Linked DNA regions of Homo sapiens: region 1 is linked to region 2. The links are chromatin contacts, found by Hi-C or POLR2A ChIA-PET in ENCODE. All regions are on one chromosome and are shown on one strand. Each heading gives the region's core, a stretch centred on a gene start or an enhancer-like site at or near the end of the contact. The rest is flanking DNA. Distances are from core to core; before and after follow the strand shown.

What was found. Hi-C counts contacts between places; a loop is a spot of excess contacts on that map. ChIA-PET counts read pairs that join two places held with the same protein, here RNA polymerase II (POLR2A). Pooled maps may share reads with other maps.
Region 1: a loop to region 2 is called in a pooled map, with 5 times the contacts of the local background. The contact joins the enhancer-like site here to the promoter of BUB1 in region 2. A Hi-C loop is called at or near these places in 7 of 50 pooled maps. POLR2A ChIA-PET finds 5 or more read pairs at or near these places in 3 of 52 experiments (Caco-2, MCF 10A and Panc1).

The regions. Positions count from the first base shown.
Region 1 is chr2:110,804,510-110,810,374 of GRCh38, reverse strand. It overlaps ACOXL (acyl-CoA oxidase like), which reads right to left. Exons shown (of 18, transcript NM_001142807.4): 9 at 4,980-5,112. Among named protein-coding and RNA genes, the nearest start is that of ACOXL, 75 kb to the right of the region's middle. Within about 2 kb of position 2,679, at least 2 of the 41 ENCODE cell types and tissues checked have a DNase peak (open chromatin) inside an H3K27ac peak, as active enhancers do.
Region 2 is chr2:110,676,257-110,681,818 of GRCh38, reverse strand. BUB1 (BUB1 mitotic checkpoint serine/threonine kinase) reads left to right here and starts at 3,756. Exons shown (of 25, transcript NM_004336.5): 1 at 3,756-3,849. The coding sequence starts at 3,824. It overlaps LOC105373554 (a long non-coding RNA gene), which reads right to left and starts at 3,607. Exons shown (of 2, transcript XR_923189.4): 1 at 3,222-3,607. RefSeq lists enhancers at 2,737-2,826, 3,087-3,146, 2,659-3,579, 3,580-4,500 and a silencer at 3,657-4,056.

The sequences.
Region 1 (5,865 bases), core at 1,430-3,929, 130 kb before region 2:
CCTTGCAGGGACTAAATAAAAAAACACAATCCCTGCCCATTAAAGATTGTGTTAGTAATGATACAAAATGAGATCAATCTGTGACAAGAATAGATGAACACAAAGTGATTCCAGAAGACAATAAAAGCAGATGACCTCCAAGCAAAAAGAAAACAGACAAAGGCCTGATCGTGTTACAGCAATAGCCACAAACATTGAGATTATTAATGTGAGGAGGCTGAGTAACCTTCTGCTCAGGAGGAAGTGTCATGGCACCTGGTTTGTGGCCATTAGGACAGATAGAATGTGACACTCTGACACCTGCTGATCTGCCCCAGCCCCAGCCAGTAGCTGAACCAGACAGGCTGAGTGGTGGAGAGCCGGATGACCAGGAGCCAGACACCCTGGTGAGGACATCGACATCAGGACCTCTCTGGAGCTGTGGAAGAGCTTGGGTGAAGGGGCAATCCCAAGCAAGACCTCACAGCAGTGGCAGCATGCAGCCTGCTGTGCTCACCTAACACAGCACAGGCCCACAGAGCCACACCACCACTCCATGTGCGGTGAGAAGGGCCCACACTGGCCACTGACCAACCCTGGCTGGCTCTCAAGGGGACTCAGATGCCCTCAACCTCCTCTTCATTGCTCAAGTCTTCCATGAACCCTTGCAGTCAGAAGGTCACAAAAGGGTTACTCAAGGATGCAATAACCCATTTCAAACCCCCATCAACAGCAGGGAGAGACTCTCCCATGCCTTGCTGAGACCCTTCACTCATACCCAACAATGCACACCGTAGGAAAAGATTGTGTGTCTATCGCCGGTTCTGAGAATCCCCTGAAGCCAGTTTCTTCCCTTTGCTCTCCCTGAAGCTCCTGGTGCTGGGAAAAGCTACCCCCATCTCATATGTGGCACGCTGTACAACTTGGAGATCATCGTTCAGGCTCTCAGGACTGGCTGAGTTGTCTGCCGCCCAGCACCCACGTGCCTGAAAAAACAGCCCAGAATGCTGGTTGCACTCAGCATGCAGCCCCGCAGCTCAGCTGCTGCATGTGACTCTGCAGCCCCAGCCCTGGGCACACTCCCAGACCACCAGGGCCACACTGCCAAGTGTAGGTGAGCACGACCCCAGTGCCTGCTTACAGCACAATGCACGAGTGTGTACACATGAAGCACATACTATGGGGAGCAGTGTCTGCGACAGAGAGGAAGAAAGAAAGAAGACTCCTGGTTCTGGACAGAAGGGCCACGTGGAGTTAGATCAAAGAGGCAGCAACATCCTCCTTCCCACTCAACATGGACCCGGCAGTGGGGGCTGGTATGTGGGAGCACAAGAACCAACATGCACTGAGGGCTTCCCTCTGCTAAGAGATAAGCCAGGGGCTTTGGATGTGAATCCTGATTCAGACCTCATTCACTCTTTCCACTCCTATTTGCTGTTTGTCTGCTATGTGCCCAGCCCTGTGTGTGAAGCTGAACACACAGCAGTGGATGAGGCTGGCAGGGCCCCAGCTGCGTGGAGCTTTTAGGCTAGTGAAGGAGACAGAACCCACCTATTGCACATGAGTTGCTACACTCATGAGTTGTAATACATGCTGCAAGTGGGGAGTCCAGTGCCTTGGGAACAGGTGTCAGAGGAACCACATGCAGGCTGAGGCCTTTCTGAAGAAGGGACAGTCATACAAGCTCTGAAATGTACATGAAAACAACCCATGCAAAAGGGGGGCATCCCCAGCTGGATGGTAGCACATGTAAGCCCCCTCCCACAGTGGCACAGGGGAGAGACAGAAATGAGGCCAGAGGGACAGAGGCCCAGTGGAGAGAGGGGGTACAGTGAGGAGTCATGAAGGATCCTGGATACAGAAACAGAACTTGGGCCTTGATCCTGGGGACCCAGGGAGTGACAAGGGGGCTGAGACAGTGCTGATATTTCACAACCACATCCATGTGTTCTGTGCAGGGGTCTCAAGGAGCAGAGCCCATGGCAGCAGTGTCACCCGGGAACCCAGAAATGCAGACTCTCCACCCCACCCCAGAGCTGCAGAATCACACATCCTGGGGGTAGGACCTAGCTACTGTGCAGCACCTAATTTACAAGATGAGCTTGTCTTAGCTAAAATATTTACCTCTGCGCAAAATCAACCCAAGAGAATGGGCCAGACCTCATTTACACTTCTCACTCTTTCAGGTGCCCAGCTTCCTCCTTCTGAAAAGGTTTCCCAGCCTCCCAGCACAGGCTGCAGAGGTCTCCCAAGCCCCCACTCCCTCCCCTCCCAAACACATTTGCTTCCTTCTCCTCGTGTTCTTGGTAATCACTTAATTTGGTGTGGCATTTCTGACACAAATTAGATGATGGTCAATATGGCAAGGCTTTAAGAGAAAACCTGAAAGTTCCAAGGAATGCCATGGAAATGAAAGAGAACCATGAAAAATATGACATTTGGGCAAAGTTTAAAATGACCGGGCACGCTCAGCCTTGAGTGAATGTCACTGTGGGGAGCTGCGGTGACAGTTTTTTAATACACAAGGAACGCACGTAGGAGAAACGGATCCATTTTTCCACTCATCAGCAAGAGCAGAAGGAGAAGGACCATCTTAGGTTTCAGCCGGGAAAACATATGTCATGTGTTTGAGCCATAGGAGAGGAAGAGCTGCCAAGAGGGCCGGTGAGATCATCCTCACCAGAGACGCTGGAGATGAGATCACAGCGGCCCGGGTCACTGTCCGGCAGGGTGCCTGGACCCTGCTGGCTCTGTGCGGGGTCTTCCCACTGCCTGACAATCCCATTGCCTGGCAAGGTCTGGATAGGCAGGGCAGGTGCTAACTCCGGGTTACTGTGGTTTGCTTCAGACACCTGGGAATTCAAAGGACACTATGCATCTCTGCAAAACATTGCACATTGCCTTGTTACTTGGAGGCGAGGGTACCCAGCATTTGTTTCATGGGAATGCCCATGTCTTCCTTTCCTTTAGCCAACTCCTGTCTTCCCAGTAACGGCAGCAGCAGCAACAAAAACAACAACAACAACCATCACACAAATAACAGCTGTCAGCTATGGAGCATCGCTCTGGGCCAGCGCTGCACACACACCCTTCACTCATGGCTCACCACCATCCTAAGACCCATTTCACACATGAAGAAACTGAGCCCTAGAGAGCGCTATGGCCTGTTCACGGCCCCAGTGCTGGTCATGGGCAGGATGAGGGCTGAGCCCAGGGCTTTCCTGCCCACGATCATGATCACGTCTCCGTGTTGCCGGGAATGAAGTCTGCACATGAGACAACCAATAAAGGAACTGATGCGAATGTGGCCCCCAAGACCCTCCTGGGCCTGGCAGGGGCTGGTCCATGATAACATCCAGTAGAACGGAGAACAGGAACCTTTTAGGAATCACCCACTGTGGCTCCTCTCCCTGGGACACCACCCCCACCCCGCTCCAGATCTGGTGATATTTAAAACCAAGGCCCTCCTGGAAGGCTCCCACCTCTGCCTGGTCTGGTCTGCACCACCCCACACCTTGCCCCACACAACCCCACTGTGGACCCCAATGAGCCTGCAGGGCTGCTGGCGGCATGGACGTCCTTCACACATCATCACCCCATCAAAACCAGCAAGAGTGCAAGGTTTCCCAGGAGCCTGCCTGGCCGCTGACCACCTTGCGTTTTTTATATGCGCCCAGCACTCTCCTCAGAGGGCCCCTGAGTCAGGATGGTCTGCAGGCTACTGCAATTAGAGGGGATATTGTGCAGAGACTGCTATCACAGCTTCAGCTAACCCTGCATCCGATGTTTAACCAATCTTCCCTTTCATGCAATCCTAGGCTCGTCTGGCTTTTCTATTTTTGCCTCTCTCTGGAGTCCTGAGGATGGCTGAAATGGCTTCTGTTGCAGACCTGAGGAACCAGTTTTCCTCGGCACTCTGATGCTGTCTGTGCTGGTGCCTTCACCACAAGGCTTTCTGGGGCCTCATTCAATATCAGACAGTTCAGCCAAGGGACCTGAGCCCCTCCTGACCTGGGACTTCAGACCTGAACACCCACCCGGCCCCACTGAAAGAACCACCACAAAACAAGCACAGGAACTGGGGTGCACGGGCGGGCACGAGGCCAGGCCGCGTACGCGTGTTGATGGCCACAGCTGTGCCCCCTCACAGGAAGCATCATAAGGGGAAGCCCGGGTCAGGACAGGCCATCTGTGAAGCGTGGCCGACCCCGAAGCAAGTAAAGCAGGGCTTTCCTGCTATTCAGACGACTCCGGACTGATGTCAGGCCTGGAGTCAAGGGAATGAAATTTATTCCTTCTTCATGGAAAAGCTGGACTCAAGCCCCAGATGTATATTCCTGGGGAGACTTAATTTTTCTTCTAGCTTCACCAAGCTCAGTGGAGTTTAAAGCAGGCTTTTCCTTCAGGCAAAGAGACAGAGAAGGCCCAGAGAACAAAGTAGACTGGGGCCCTGGGGAGAAGGAGGCCCTTCCAGAGCTTTGCTCTCCAGGCTCCTCTGTCCAACCAATACACGGGAGAGGCAGGGCAGGGAGGCAGAGATGGCTCCTGGAGGTCTGGTCTCATGGCCTCCAGACTGTGATGGAGAACGTTACACCCTATACAGACACATGAGGATCAACACTCCCAGGTGAATTCAGCCAAGACATGCCGACCTTTGCCCACATGGGCCAACCCTTAGCTGCTTCTCCAGCAGATGTGTTTGCTCTGAACATCCCGTTCTCCCTGGTCATCTCTCCTGGCTCTCTTACCACAATGCCTGTGCTCCACCCCCACGATTAGCAGCACACATCTGGGATGTAGATGGGTGGGAGCCCCTCTTAAGAAGGGTGGAGAAAAGTTCCCTGTGGATGGCCACCTGGCACTCCCCAGCATCTAACCGGGAACCCTGGCCATATTATACCAACTGTGGCTCCAGAAGCTCAGCTCCTGGAATTGTTACTCATCCCTGAGTCGTGAGAGAATTCACAGTAGATAATTAAGTTAAAATCAGAGTCAATTACCTTCATGGCACCCATAGCTTGGAAAGCCACAGCTAATCTCGAAGGGGTCAGTGCTGCCAGCATGGCATTGAATCTTGCACTCTTGTTCCTAATAGGCGAATGGTACTGTCCATCTGGAGCCACGGAACCAAACCTGTGGAAAAGAGAGGTGGGGTTTCACAAAAAAGCAGGACATAGCACCACCAGAAACGAAGTCAGGTGGCTCCCATGTGCATACACAGGGAAGCACTCGGATTTCCCCATCGTGGAACTTCCCCCTTGAGACAGAGCGCCGATAAGGGCAGGGGGAGTCCCTCTCCAAGAGATGCTGAGAAAGGCTTGACTCATGGGAGGTAGTGGTTTCCTGAGACATTAAACCAGCACCGGAGCCTGACTGTGCAGACCGCACACTGACCCACTTTTTAAAAACTGAGATGTAATTCACATGCCATAAAATTCATGTACAATTTGATGGATTTGAGTATAGTCACGAAATTGTACAACCATCACCATGATCCTATTCCAAATCATTTCACCACCCCAAAAAGAAACCCCACCCCACTAGCAGTCCCTCCCCATACTCCCCTCCCTCCAGTCCCTGGCAACCATTCACCTACTTTCTCTCTCTATGGTGCCTGTTCTGGGAAAAAATTCACATAGATGGAATCATATCACATTTGGTCTTTATGTCTGGCTTCTTTCACTTGCATAATGTTTTCAGGGTTCACCTGTGTTGTAGCACGTGTTAGTACTCCATTTCTTTTCATGGTTGAATAGTATTCCATTGTATGGATATACCACATTTTATTTCCTGTTTCCTCAGTCGATGGATATTTGGATTATCTTCCCCTTTTTGCTATTGTGAATAATTATGCTATGGACATTTGTGTATAATTTATTGTGTGGA
Region 2 (5,562 bases), core at 2,507-5,006:
CTCAGGTAGATTCAAAGCCATCAACACACTGGAAGAAATTTCCGCACTCAGTGAGCGTCGGGATTTCCACAAGCTAAATTTTTGTTTAGGTTTTTGGTTTTTTGTTTTTCTTTTTTCTCTCTTTCTCTTTCTTTCTTTCTTCCTTTTCTTTCTTTCTTTCTTTCTTTCTTTCTTTCTTTCTTTCTTTCTCTCTCTCTCTCTCTCTCTCTCTCTTTCTGACAGAATCTCGCTCTGTCGCTCAGGCTGGAGTGAAGTGTTGCGATCGGCGCACTGCAACCTCTGCCTCCCGGGTTCAAGTGATTCTCCTGCCTCAGCCTCCTGAGTAGCTGGGATTATAGGCGCGTGCCACCACGCCCGGCTATTTTTTGTATTTTTAGTAGAGACGGGGTTTCACTATGTTGGTCAGGCTGGCCTCAAACTCCTGACCTCTTGACCCACCCGCCTCAGCCTCCCAAAGTGCTGGGATTACAGGCGTGAGCCACCGCGCATGTCTTTTTTCTTTTTTTGGGAGGGACTCCCTCTCTGTCGCTGGAGTGCAGTGGCACGATCTCAGCTCACTGTAACCTCTGCCTCCCTGGGTTCAAGCGATTCTCCTGCCTCAGCCTCCAGAATAGCTGGGATTACAGGCGCGCACCACCACACCCAGCTAATTTTTGTGTTTTTTAGTAGAGACAGGACCTGGCTAATTTTTGTATTTTTAGTAGAGACGGGGTTTCACTATGTTGGCCAGGCTGGCCTCCAACTCCTAGCCTCAGGTGATCTGTCCACCTCGGCCTCCCCAAGTGCTGGAATTACAGGCGTGAGCCACCGTGCCCAGCCTTATTTTTTTAGGTGTTTAACTCAAGAGGCCAAGGAAGCAGAAACATCCACCCAACCTCCTTCTAGCGTGAACAGCTCTTTATTCTGTATCGTCAAGTGGCTCTTGAAACACTTTTGAGATGTGGAGTAAAAAGTTATTAAAGACCAGGGGGCAGAGAAGACTAGGCTAACTCTTTCCCAGCTCACTCTTAAGAAACATCAGCGACAGAGGAGCCCCTGGAAGACAGCAACAAAGGCTCAGCTGAGGATGCTCCCCAGCATTCGAAGGCCACCTGGGCAGACCAGGAGAATGGAAGCTCTGAGGACAACAACTTTTCTGAAACCCAGAATGACAAAGACTCTGCAAGTGCCGGAGACGCTCCAGCTTCTGGAGCAGATATGGAAGAGCCCAAGTGTGCAGACGACCGTCAGCATATGCCAACAAGTCCTCTCCCGGCACCTGCGCAAAAAGCAATAGACACAAACCCTGAAGAGGCAGAAGAAATAAAACCTAGCGAGCTCAAGGAGGATTAGGATGCTGAAGAGCCTGACCTGATCTGTTGTGGCCTTTGTATTTCATGGTGGAAATCTCTAAGGGCAAGTGAAGGAGCCCTGAGAATATCCTCCAGGGAACAGACACCCTCTCCATAGCAGCCCCTGAGCCCACTGGGCTGAGCCCTCCATAGGCTGCTTTAATGAGGGAGGGGCTGAGGTGCCGGTCAGGCTACCACATGCAGGATTCCGAGGGCCATGCAGCGCGTTCTTGTCCGCAGTGCCACTTAAGCTCATTTGAGGGGATCCAGCCCTGCCCTCCATGTCCCCAGAAGACAACAGGGAGGGAGCTTCACCAGTTCAACATGAGCAGCCACCGGGGTTGATCATGAATCCCCGTTTCATGCCTCCTGGGAAAGGTGTGAGAAGGAGGGAGGCACCCCGAGGCTTCTTGCCACACAAGCAGCACCCGCAGCCCAGCATTGCACACCTGCGAGCACTCAGTAGGTCCTGGCATCAAGAAGGGGAAAGGCCAGGATCCAAGACCCGCTGGGATGTGCCCAGTCCCACGGACCCCCCAGCCTCCATGGAGCCCTCGGTGTCTGGGGTGGCCTCATGGCCCCGTTTCTCAAGATGAGGTTGGAGGCTTCTGTGTGTAGAGAGCACTGGCTTGGGCATCAGTGGTTCTGTGTCTGTGTCAGACACCAACAAGAAACCCTTGATATACATATTGTAGCAGGACGAGCCGCAGACAAAACTCCTGACACTGGATTAAAGAAGGAAGAAGTTTATTCGGCCGAGAGCGTTGGCAGACTCGCATCTTAAAAGCCGAGCTCCCCAAAAAAGAAATTCCTAGCCCTTTTAAGGGCTTACAACTTGAAGGGGGGGGTCCATGTGAAACGGTTGTGATAGATGGAGCAAGCGTGGGGAACGTGACTGGGGGCTACATGCATCGGCTAACAGAACAAAAAGTTTTACAGCGCTTTCTCATACAATGTCTGGAACTTACAGATAACACAAGTAGTTTTGGTCAGGGGTTAACATTATTATTATTATTTTAACCACCAAGGCCGGGTGGTGGCGCCAAGGTCGTCTAGCTATTTATCTTACTTCTGTTTCTTTCTAACTTTTTGCTGTCTCACTTTTCTCCTGTCTTATAAACTAGGGAAAAGGGGAGGTGGTGGAGAAGAAGCTGGGAGGGACAACAGGAGAAGTGGTGGTCTCATTCCATAGTATAAGCACATTTTTTCCAATAAGTCAACCTTAGCTTACTGTAACTTTTTCACTTTATAAACTTAGTATTTTAACTTTTCAAAAAACAAACAAACAAAAAACAAAAGAAACATCAGCCTATTACATATTTCCTCTTTAGACATCTGGACTCCTCTACAAAGAGGTGTCTATTTTTGATTTTATGGTGTCTAAGAACTTGGTCTCCCAGAGTGCCCTGTCCCCCAAAAGATGTTCAAAGCTGGCATTCTATAATCTACCCAAACTCTTCTGCTTTTGTGTTAATTACAGCTGGCTGCAGAGAGAGTCCAGTCCCGTGAGCCCCATCTTCCGCTTGAAGCTGTTTGACAGGTCCCCTGTGTGGCTCAGGGCCCAGCCTTTCAGATCAGTTCAATAAAACCCAGGGGTCTACTCCAAGGACACTAACCCATCACTTTCCAGTGCCTCGTATAATTACGCAGCCGACCCTAGAACGCCCTCCCCGCCTCCACGTCCCCTCTACATGAAGGCGCTAAGCCCAAAACTCCTCAGGTTTTTCCACAGGCCGTCGTCACTCCCTCTTTGCCACGGCGTTTGAGATTCTGGGCTAAGACTATTGGTTTCAGCATCTGGGATGTTTTCTCACAGCCGAGGACGCTGAATAGAAAACTGCCAGAAAGCGGGAGGGGTCCCCGGCAGCAGGTCCCGTTTTTTCTCCCCACCTGCCTCCCGGGTGCTGCGGCTTCCGCCACGACAGTCTCGACCCTGCACACGGATTTTTTTCCTCCGTTCCATGAACCAAACATAATGATTCTGGTTTACATATTTAAGCGAAGGGGAGAAGAAACGCGACTCTCAGGACCCAAGGGCTGAGGCAGGGTTTTTCTGTCTCAAAGACCTCCAGTTAAGACATTTTTCTCCTGCAAAGCCTTTCCTACAATGATGGCTTAATCGTGTAATTATGTAAACCAGTCACAACCTGGATAGCTAAAACAAAAAAACCAATTCCCTACGCCCGAGCCAAGCCTGCTCCCCCTCGCCGTGCCGCATCCCAAACACCCCGCGCTCGCTCAGCCAACGGCCAGGTTTCGGTTCAACCGAAAACCACGGGAAGTGGGAGGAGCTACTGGCTCAAGGGAGGGAGGTGGGACTTGACCTCCGAGCAACGGCCCCGGTGATTGGCCAACCTTCTGCCGCCGCCACCAATGGGCAGGCGCCCTGAAACGTTCGGCGAGCCGACTGCGGCTGCGCGGGGTATTCGAATCGGCGGCGGCTTCTAGTTTGCGGTTCAGGTTTGGCCGCTGCCGGCCAGCGTCCTCTGGCCATGGACACCCCGGAAAATGTCCTTCAGTAAGTGTCCGTCTGGTGGGGTGGGGAAGCCCAGGGGGCTGGGGCGCCTGGGGTTCGGGCCCGGCCCGCCCCAGACCTGCCTTCTTTTGCCCCCTTCGCCCCCTTCCTGGGTTTGGAATGTGTCCCACCCAGCAAGGCCGTGGGCTGCTTGAGAGCCGGGGAGGGCTCCGGCACCTTGGGTTCCGCTGAGGCCCGGCGCTTGTCCGCCCATCTGCGCCGCGGTGGCCGTTTGGAGCAATCTGGATAATTCGTTAGGCCCTCAGAGCTCTCGTTTATTCTTTGTAAGGAATCCCCTCCTGACAGTTCAACCTAACAAAAATCCTGAACCTTGTGTTTAGATTTTGTGATACGTTTTCAAAGTCACGTATTTAACAATTCGACTACAGTAGGGAACGAATTTAAAGTTGCTCTCCTATCCATAATCTCACTGCTATTTTTTAAAAGTCTTTGAATACAGGGTACTTTAAGAAAAAAAAATTGAAAAAAAATAGCTTTGCTCATTATTGAGTGATGTGTGCCAACCTGCTAACATCACTCACTTTTTACTTAAAGTTCCCACGCCTTTGTTTTATGACTTAGATGATTTACCCAGACTGTTACTTAAAGGCATTTAAAACAATTAAGTCATAGGTTCAGGAAGTAAAACTGGTCCGTTTTATCAGTTCTTTGCGATCAGAAGACCGAGATTGTTAAATGCAGTCAAAACAAAAATCCATTTGCTCTAAGACTTTTTCTGTAACCTTCAACCTAGCCAGCAAATTATTTTCTTTCAGAAGTCCCCCGCCCCTTTTTTAAAGGTAAAGCAGATATTCCTGGTCCTGTTTTGACTTACTAAAGATTAATGTGCTTTAATGAACTGGATGTTTTACTATTACAGTGCATTTAGGTCATTTTACTAGAGAAATGTGGTTGGTGTTAGAATATGAAATGTTTACCTTGGGCGAGCCTACTAGACATATTTTGGAAGAAAGGTTCTGAAATAGGGATTTGTCCCTCTGCTATAAGACATGAGAGACATTCAAACTTCAGAATTATTATTTTTTTTAGTTTTAAAAATAAGCAATGCGTTTATATGACTAAAAGAAGATTTAGAACAGTATTTACCGAGAACTCCTGTACCTGACTACTGTCCCACTCTGTCACATGTAACCGTTTTTCTAGTTTCTTTTTGGAAATATAAATATTTACATTATTATAATATATTAAATGTCTGCACGTTTGTATACATTTTTTGCCTTTACCACACATAAAATATAACAGTATATATATACGCTGCTCTTTTGCCTAACAATATCCCTGGAGATCTCTACCAATACATAAAGTTCTTTCTTATTCTTTTTTTACAGCTGTGTAATACTTCATGTACCCTAATTGATCTAAGCAGTCAACACAGGTTGTTGACAATCTGTTTCAAATAGTGGCACGGTGAAAAATCTTGTACATAACATTTTGCGGATACACATGTGTATGTGTCTTCTAGATCTGCAGAAGCGGTTTGTTGGATCAAAAGCAAATCAGTCCAGTTTTGGTAGATAATTCCCTTGGCAGGAATTGAGCACATGCCCACCTACAAGCAAGATGCGACAGAGAGCCTGTTTCTTATTGCTGCACCTACACAATCTTTTCACATGTTTTTTAGTTTTGCCAATCTGATGAGTGAAGAATTGTTTCTCAGCGAAGTGAATTTCTGTTATGAGAGACTGAACATTTTTC